2 separate regions of the Homo sapiens genome follow, and region 1 is linked to region 2. A link is an interaction called in ENCODE POLR2A ChIA-PET data of the cell type or tissue named here. Cell type or tissue: MCF 10A. All regions are shown on one strand.

Region 1 (5,000 bases), 210 kb before region 2:
TTTAAAGGTTAAGTTTGTTTCATTTTTTAAAAAAATTTAGGTTTGTTCACTTGCATTTTTTGTACCTTTGGAGTTGATTAAATGATTTTCCTCTTCAGCTCTATTAATATGATGTTTTATGTTATTAGATTCTTTAATATATTTGTGGAACAGTCTCCACTTGGTTGATATTACTGCCTTTTAATACCCTGTTGGATTCTGTTTCCTGTGGGGTTTTTTGGTTTTCTTCTTTTGAGACAGGGTCTCTTTCTGTCACCCAGTCTAGAGTGAAGTGATGTAATCATAGCTAACTGCAGCCTCAAACTCCCAGGCTTAGGTAACCCTCCTGCCTCAGCCTCCTGAGTAGCTGAGACCACAGGCGTGTGCCATCACACTCGGCCTGTTTTGTTTTGTTTTGTTTGAGACAGAGTTTCGCGCTTGTCACCCAGGCTGGAGTGCAATGGCACGATCTCTGCTCACTGCAACCTCCGCCTCCCAGGTTCAAGCGATTCTCCCGCCTCAGCCTCCCAAGCAGCTGGGATTGCAGGCATGTGCCACCACGCCTGGCTAATTTTGTACTTTTAGTAGAGGTAGGGTTTCTCCGTGATCATCAGGCTGGTCTCACACTCCCGACCTCAGGTGATCCGCCTGCCTCAGCCTCCTAAAGTGCCAGGATTACAGGCATGGGCCACTGCGCCTGGCCTGTTTTTTAATATTTAATATTCTCACTGGGGTTTTGGTCAGATTCATTTGCAAATTGACACAGGGAAAATTGGCTTCTTCATAATAAATCTTGTATTCAAAAATTCATAATGCCTTTCCATTTCCTTAGGTATCTTATGTGTCCTTCAGGAGATGTTTGAAAGTTTTCTTCATGAACGTCTCACATGTTTCTCAAGTTTATTTCAAGATTTTTGTTGTTGTTTTAATTGAAAAATTTGCTTTCCTTGTCTTTTAAGTTGGTTGATTGTACTTATGAAGGGTATTGATTTCTATTTATCTTGACCTTGCTGCTTTAATGAATTATTTATAGCAGCTGTTTTTTAGTGATTTTCTTGCATATTCCAGGTGTATAAAGGTACTATCTGCAAATAGTTTATCACATCCTTTCCAATTTTGTACTTCCGGTTTTTCTCTTGCTTAATACTATTGGCTAGTTTTTCCAATCAGTGTTACAAAATGGTAGCAGTAGGAGGTACCTTTGTCTTGTGATTTTGGTGATAATGCTGGTAATGTTTCTCCATTAATCATAGTACTTTCTTTGGGCAGAGGAGAGTGGTTTTCTAATGTAAAGAAGTACTCATTTGTAGCGTCCTATGAGTTTTTATCAAAGACGAATTTTGATTTTGTTCATTTGCCTTTTTAGCGTCTTTGGAGATGATCATGATTTTTCTTCTTACATCTATTAATATAATGTTTTACATTATTTGATTCTCTAATATCTTGTGGAACAATCTCTAGTTGGTCATGATATACTACCTTTTAATATGCTGTTGGATTCTGTTTTCTAGTATTTAATATTTTTTATCATATTTCTAAGTGAAATTAGACTGTTTCTTTTTCCATTGTTTTGTCAGGTGTTTGTATCATATTTCTATTTATACACTTTAAGCTTCCTATTTTCTATGTTCTTGAACAGTTGTTAGAATTACATGTTCATTTAGTATAGATGAGCAGGATGCACAATTCAGATTTCTGGTCTATGTAGAATCAGATCTTGTAAGCTATATTTTCATAGAAATTGTCCATTTTTCATGCTTTCCAAAAAATTTTTTCATAGTTATAAAACTGTTTTATAGGGCACAGGAGCTGCAAGTTTTGACGAATTTGGCAATTCTAAGTACCAGAATCGGAGAACAATGAGCAGTTCTGATCGGGCAATGATGAATGCATTCAAAGAAATCACTACCATGGCAGACAGAATCAATCTACCTCGAAATATAGTTGTAAGTTCTTGTCTACCTCCTTTAAGCCATTCTGGCATTGACTTTGCATAATTTAATGAACACATGAAATTTTGATATTGCAGCTAATTAAATGACGTAGAGTTAAACTTAGTTTCTCTGCTTTGAAGGATCGAACAAATAATTTATTCAAGCAAGTATATGAACAGAAGAGCCTGAAGGGAAGAGCTAATGATGCTATAGCTTCTGCTTGTCTCTATATTGCCTGTAGACAAGAAGGGGTTCCTAGGACATTTAAAGGTAAGTTTTTAGCTTTGTTTTTTTGTGTTTGTTTGTTTGTTTGTTTGAGATAGGGTCTCACTTTGTCGCCCAGGCCAGAGTGCAGTGGCGCAATCTTGACTCACTGCAACCTCTGCCTCCCAGGTTCAAGCTATACTCCTGCCTCAGCCTCCTGAGTAGCTGGGATTACAGGCATGTGCCACCACACCTGGTTAACTTTTGTATTTTTAGTAGAGACAGGGTTTCGCCATGTTGGCCAGGCTGGTCTCAAACTTCTGACCTCAGGTGATCTGCCCACTTTGGCCTCCCAAAGTGCTAGAATTAACAGGCGTGAGGCACTGTGCCCATCCTAAAATAACATTTTCTACATCATATTAAAGAAACAGACCAATGTCAGGCAGCTTTGACACTTAGAAGCTAAGTCATCTTTATTGTGACTACAGTAATCCACTTGAGCATCATTTGCCAATGCCTACTTATTTCATTCCTTGACAGCAAATTCATAGCATGTTCTTTTAGGCTGTTTTCCCATGTAGACTCATTTTAGTCCACGTAAGCCCACTATGTTCTTTTCTAGTGAGATCTTTTGATGGACTGTTGCTTTGTGGGCTTTCAGAAGGCCTATAATCGTAAACCAAAGTAGGCCGTTTATACATTTGGTTTACATGGAAACAGTTTCCATTTCTAGCACTGGTCTCTGTAGATGAGGGAGTCAAGCTTTAGAAAGTATCAGTGAAGGCCAGGTATGGTGTCTCACACCTGTAATCCCAGAACTTTGGGAGGCCGAGGTGGTTGGGTCATGAGGCCAGGAGTTCAAGACCAGCCTGGCCAATATGGTGAAACCCCGTCTCTACTAAAAATACAAAAATTAGCCAGGCGTGGTGGTGCGCGCCTGTAGTCCCAGCTACTCAGGAGGCTGAGGCAGAAGAATCGCTTGAAACCGGGAGGCAGAGGTTGCAGTGAGCCGAGATCACGCCACTACACTCCAGCCTGGGCGACAGAGTGAGACTTCATCTCAAAAAAAAAAAAAAAAAAGTTATCAGTTAAGTTTTTTCTCTTGAGGTGTATTGTTTGCACTTTTACACTTCAGTTAAGAACTGGTATTTTTCATTTAGTTTGCAGTTACATGTGAATATGTGATAATTTGTTCAGTGTTGCTCACTGACTTCCACTACCAAAGCTCAGTTTAGCTGAAGACTATACTTAACCCTTTATTCATCCAGTGAGTATTTATTTTTTATGTTTTCTTACGTAAAAGTGAAGAGGTGATGGCCTTTATCATCATCTTTTTTGTTGTTTTTATAACTAAAACAACTTTTGTTAAATTTCTTCTGAAAGTGTGTGGTGGTTGCATCTGGGAATAGCAGGGTCAGATATTTTATCTCATTGAGCTACAGCCCATAATCGCAGGGATTTCATGCACACATGACATTGTGTTGCCTAAGAGGCATCCTTTAGCTTGAGTATTTTCTTTCAATTCCTTGGTAACACTGCTTACAACAGATTAATACATAAACATCAAAGAATTTTTCATTTAAAGAAATTTAGTTGTATGAATTAATCCTTAGAGCAGTTAATATTTTGAAAGATTAAGACCTAAATTTAGCCAGGCACGATGGCTCACACCGGTAATCTCAGCACTTTGTGAGGCCGAGGCAGGTAGATCACGAGGTCAGGAGTTCAAGACCAGCCTGGCCAAGATGGTGAAACCCCATCTCTACTAAAAATACAAAAAATTAGCCGGGTGTGGTGGCAGGCGCCTGTAATCCCAACTACTCGGGTGGCAGGAGAATCGCTTGAACCCAGGGGGCAGAGGTTGCAGTGAGCCAAGATGGTGTCACTGCACTCCAGTCTGGACGACAGAGTGAAATTTCATCTCAAAAAACAAAAAAACTCTAAATTGAAAGAGTGAAGAACATTAGGCCAGGCGCAGTGGCTCATGCCTGTAATCTCAGCACTTTGGGAGGCCGAGGTAGGAGGATCACCTGAGGTCAGGAGTTCTAGACAGGCCTGGCCAACATGGTGAAACCCCATCTCTACTAAAAATACAAAAGTTAGCCAGGTGTGGTGGTGCACGCCTGTAGTCCCAGCTACTCGGGAGGCTGAGGCAGGAGAATCACTTGAGCCTAGGAGGTGGAGGTTGCAGTGAGCTGAGATCATGCCACTACCCTTAGTCTGGGCGACAGAGTGAGACTTCATCTCAAAAAAAAAGGTGTGATGAACATTAAAGTTAACTGAGAAATTTGCAGTTAACTCTGTGGGAAGTATCACTGAGATGATTAGGGTTTCATCTTTAAGGTATGATTGAATGTTTTACAATTAGAATGTATATTATGTTTATAATTAGAAATGGTAGATTTTAAGATGAACTATATGGCTTAAGTGAATTGATTTATTTAATTTTTTTTCTTTTAGAAATATGTGCCGTATCACGAATTTCTAAGAAAGAAATTGGTCGGTGTTTTAAACTTATTTTGAAAGCGCTAGAAACCAGTGTGGATTTGATTACAACTGGGGACTTCATGTCCAGGTTCTGTTCCAACCTTTGTCTTCCTAAACAAGTACAGATGGCAGCTACACATATAGCCCGTAAAGCTGTGGAACTGGACTTGGTTCCTGGGAGGAGCCCCATCTCTGTGGCAGCGGCAGCTATTTACATGGCCTCACAGGCATCAGCTGAAAAGAGGACCCAAAAAGGTAGGGTTCGTCATCAGGAAGTGTGGCAGTAAACTGAAATTTGCAGCATGTGATTGTTTTTCCATTTTAAGTCTGAACCGGGTAAATAGCAAGAAACCCACATTTGACCAGGCGCGGGGGCTCACACCTATAATCTCAGCA
Region 2 (5,000 bases):
AGAGATTTAAATGGGTCACTTCATGTATAACAATGCCTAGCACAGGGTAAGTACCATAAAAGTGTCAACTATCATCACCATCTTCACTATTATCATCATGTTATTCTTTTATGTGTATGTCATTTGTCTATAACTGATTTGTAAACCCTTTCAAATCAGAGGTTTCAACATATCCCTCTGCTTTGCACAGAGGAGACTCACAGGAAAGCAGTGTGATGCAAAGCTTTATGGTAGTCAGGACACCTGGCCTGTCAGATTAGGCAGGTCTCTCCACTTCTTTGAGACCCCATTTGCTTATGTGTAAAATAGAAATTTTTTCTTAATGTTTACATTGTATATTCAGTTAAAGTGTTTCACAGACAATAACTCATTGATTATCTGCCTACTTAGCTCACATATGAGGTAATTTATGTAAGCATGCTAGAAATTGAGGCATGCAGATATAACCTGTATTACCAAGGTGCTCAGTAAGTGCTTTTTGATGCATGGGATCAAATGCTCCACTGTCTTTATTTTTTTCCAATGTAAACTCCATTTAAAGTGAATTAGAAGAATTTCTTTTTGATGTTTTTCATCAATAGTGTCCCAATTTTCTCATGAAGCCCCTCCCTCCTTTCATTCCAGGGCATCATTGTTTCTTTTAGAGTGGCAGGTAGTGAATGTGAATAGAGGCAGCTGGTTCTATGGTGTGCTGGTGCCTGGAGAAATTGTACAGACTGAAGACATCTCTTAAAATAATATGTTTTAACTCTTATTCCAAAGGGTTTAGGATTTTTTGCCTACTGTTTATCAGAATGATCACAATCCTTTTTCAGAGTAAAAAGAGATGCTAGATTTAGGGAAAGGGGAATCAAATAATGAGGTATAGAAAACCAAATAATTATCATGGGAGAAAAGAAAATCAGAACTGGAAACTGACATAAGAACAATAACAGTATTAGATTAAAAGTAAATTAAAAGGGGGAGTCATATAAGATGAATATGATTTCCTTTAGTCAAGAAACTGTGGCTTGTTTAGTTTTTGTGAAGCGTAATATTACCAAAACCATAGTAAAAATAATGAGTACAGAGGGGTGTATGATACAGCCAGTTGTGGGAATTTCTAGGCTGGCTTCTGTGCTAATTATTAAGTATCTCAGCTCTCATCCTAAATTCAAACCAAGCATCCATAAACTCTAGCAGGATGAGACATAGGAAGATATTCAAATACCAAAGTAACTATGGAAATGGGAGGAACAAAGAAGAATTCTTGAAAGTCTCTGGGCAAAGATAAAAGGAAAACAGAATAAAGAAGATCTCACAGCAGGGGCCTGTGACAGATCTTCAAATCAGGAAGTCAGAGAAGACGAAGTGAAGCAGAGCCAAATCTCCACATCCACGGAGATGGCCCATAGATTACAAGTACCCTGTTAACTTTCAGGTAACTCACACAGGAGAACAGAAGTGGAAACACATAAAACATAAGTTTAATTCTCTCAGTAAATGATGCAAAAAAAATAGCAAGAACTTTGAAAATCATCTTACATTTAGGAAGATTTTATAGACTGCCTGAATGTCTTAACCTGGAGAATAGCATTTCTGGATTAGCCAAATTCTAAGTGTACATTTTTTTCCAAAATGTTAGGAAACCAAGCTTGCTTTGCCTATAAACTTGGGGGATTCACAGACAGATAGATGAATAGAAAGAGATATATAGAGATGCCAAACAAAAGTTTTTCGAAAGACGATTATAGATTTGTGCCAAACTAAATAAAAGGCAATGGGCCATTGCGTTTGGGTGATGTATAGGTTATCTACTTCAATGCAACAAACGCCTTCAAATGTAAGTGTCTCCACATGGTTTCTTTTTTTTTATTTTTTATTTGCTTGTTCGGAGGTCTCTCAAGGCCTAGGCTTGGAATTCACACAAAGTCATTTTCTTTCATTCAGTCAAACCAAGTCTCTATCAGCTCAGATTCAAGGGGTGGGGAAATTGACTCCTCCTCTTCATGGAAAGAGCTGCAAAGAATTTCTTTTGTGGCTGTTTTAATCTATCGTAGGTGTTTAACTCAATTACAAAATCTGACAAGAGATATGAAATAATTTGACTTAGAATATAGAAATAATTTGACTTAAACTGAAAACTTCTAAATCATTGCAAAGTATTATTATTACATAGCTGACCAATTGTTCCTCCTCTCTTTTTAGTGTCTTCTTGGCATGTGTACTCATGAGGAACTTAAGGACAGGATGCCGCAGGCATGCTGAGCCAATTGGCAGGGTATTAGGCTATGCAACACCTCTACCTTTTTGCTCTTTGCGATTCAGTAGCTCAGGCGTGTGTCTGCTACTAATTCAATGACATATAAAATGTACTGAATTTCTGAAAGATTTTTCTGTGTGCTGTAAATCTTGTGATAGTATTTATCACTAGCTCAAGTACTGATCTCTAGTTCCAAGGAAATTTACATTTCAACTAAGTAAGATAGGTTTTTATCTTCTTTAATTTTGGTACCAGAGGGCCTGAAGAGAAATAACCAAACCAAAAAAAGAAAAAAAAAAAAGGGAAAAAAGTTTAATTACCTTGTTTATTTAGCTCTGTGACATCCTCTCAAAACTCACCAATGACAATGGGCTCAAGGGCTCAGTGATTGTTTGCAGTAGTCATCTCTCGAGGTGGCTCTACAGTGCAGGGTTCCCCTTTTCTGAGGAGCTGCCATCATGCACAGACATGTCCTCTGCTGACCTTTGCCCTGATAGCTGTGTCTACATTAGCGATCTTTATTCCCTGAACCATGACTAATTGATTCAGGTCTGTCACCTGACCTAAGCTGGGCCAATCAGTTTATCTCTTATGTGTACTGGAAGTGTTGCAAGAAGAGAAGGAGTATAATTTGAAAGTTGTTGGTAGCTGAGACACATTGTAATACGCTGGAAAGAAGCCCCACAACCTCCTGCAGAGGAAACACCCTAGTTCCTACCCTTTCTGATCCAAGTTTTCCTTTGATCCTGTAAGCTATTCTAGTATTCTTCCAGTACATTCTCTGTTTTTTTCAAAACTAGTAGAGTTGGTTGTTGTTACTTGTTATCAAGAGAAACTTACCTGACAGAGGATACCCACATCCATAGCTGAATAGTTAGAAGAAAATGGTTTATCTGGGAGCAGTTTCATTCATTCATTCATTCATTCATTCATTCATTTGACAGTCATTTATTGAGAGCCTATTACATATCAGTTACAGAGATAGGCACATGAATAAGATAGAAGGAGGTGTGGGGAGATAGTCACACCTACCTACAATTCCACTAAATTGTGATAAAGTAGAGATACTTGCAAAGTGATGTGGGAGTACAGATAAGGGTACAAATGAACTCTTTGTGTAGGTTGGGGAGCTGGGGTTAATCAGCTTGGACAAGGATGTAAGCTAAGAACTAAAAGCTACACAGAAAATATATATATTCTATATATATTGTATTACAGTGGTAGCAAATGAAGAATTTCTACATAGATACTGAAGACCAGCTGTTCTCAATATCAACTCAGCTCTGCAGAGTGAAAACTGATTTGAACAGCAGCATGAAAGATTTAGATTATAGATGGAAGAATTTCCTGACAGTGAGAGTTGTTAATGTTGGGAGGTTGTAGAATCTTCTCTTCTGGAGGTTTTAAAAATAATAGCTGTTCATCTGCCTAGGATGATGTTATTGTGATGCTGTCTAAAATAGGGAGATGGAAGATAATCACTCAAGGTCTTTTCTAGCTTAGAAATTTTTATAACACTGTCATTTAAAAAAAAGACTTTTAAAAAAAGCAGTTTTAGGTTCAAGCAAAACTGAGAGTAAGATATGGAAATTTCCCATGTACCCTCTGCTCCCTCATGCACAGCCTCACCCGTTATCCATATCTCCCACAGCATGGTACATTTCTTACAACTGACAGACCTGCCTTGACATGTCATTATCACCCCAAGTTCATAGTTTACATTGGGGTTCACTCTTGGTGTTGTACATTCTGTAAGTTTGAACAAATGTGTAATGACATGTATCCACTATTATAGTATCATATAGAATATTTCACTGTCTTAAAAATCCTGTGTTTTGCTTATTCCTCTTTCCCTCCCCCCAACCCTTGGCAACTACTGATATTTTTACTGTCTCCATAGTTTTGCCCTTTCCAGAATGTCACATAGTTGTAATCAAACAGCATATAACTTTTCAGATTTGTTTCTTTCACTTAGTAATATGCATTTAAATTTCCTCCATGTCTTTTCATGACTTAATGTCTCATTTCTTTTTAGCACTGAATATTATTTCATTGTCTGGAGGTACCACAGTTCATTTATCCATTCACCTATTGGAGAACTTCTTGGTTGCTTCCAAGTGTGGGCAATTATGAATAAAGCTGCTATAAATGTCCCTGTGCAGTTTTCTTGCATGGACATAAGCTTACAACTCCTTTGGGACACTGTCGATTTTTAGGAAAACAGTATAAAATTGATAAAAAAATAAAATTAGGGGCAGAAAAGTAATGCCAAAAGTGGAAAAATAATCAAATTAATTATTCCCTCTTAAATCAGGAATGTGAGAAGTGAAGAGATTCAAGTCTTCAAGATTTATTATTTTGGAAATTGTTTTGAAATCACATAGTCCATTGGTTGTTCTAGAACCTCTTGGTTGGGACTCAACTGATGGTCAACTAATAGAGGGTCCTGTCTTTTCCTTCCCACCCCAGAGTCCTTTAGTTTCTCCTAATTCACTTTACAACTATCCCACCCATGATGGGATGACATTGCTACTGCCTCAACCTGTAACTGGAGCCTCCTCATCCTATTCTCCAAAGGTGCACCCAGGTCCGTCCCTTCCTTCCTTCCTTCTTTCCATCCTTCCTTCCTTCCTTCCTTCCTTCCTTCCTTCCTTCCTTCCTTCCTTCCCTCCTTCCTTCTTTCCTTTCCTAAATAGTATAACATGAGCTTAAAATTAAAGCATGTGCTCAGAGAATAATAAGTCTAATTGGACTAAAG

Evidence for each region. Peaks named below come from ENCODE experiments on the same cell type or tissue, not always from the same donor. Only the 100,000 strongest peaks of a DNase experiment are listed, where the experiment ranks them.
Region 1: POLR2A ChIA-PET joins it to region 2 with 5 read pairs; 2 of 35 experiments call an interaction of 5 or more read pairs at or near these places.

What each region holds. Positions count from the first base shown.
Region 1 is chr1:88,857,065-88,862,064 of GRCh38, reverse strand. It overlaps GTF2B (general transcription factor IIB), which reads left to right. Exons shown (of 7, transcript NM_001514.6): 4 at 1,779-1,925; 5 at 2,054-2,183; 6 at 4,578-4,859. Among named protein-coding and RNA genes, the nearest start is that of GTF2B, 32 kb to the left of the region's middle. In MCF 10A, no CTCF peak of the experiment used is centred here; no DNase peak of the experiment used is centred here.
Region 2 is chr1:88,645,201-88,650,200 of GRCh38, reverse strand. The region is part of intron 1 of PKN2-AS1 (PKN2 antisense RNA 1); the gene reads left to right. Among named protein-coding and RNA genes, the nearest start is that of PKN2, 37 kb to the left of the region's middle. RefSeq lists an enhancer at 2,601-2,895. In MCF 10A, no CTCF peak of the experiment used is centred here; a DNase peak (open chromatin) is centred at 2,780.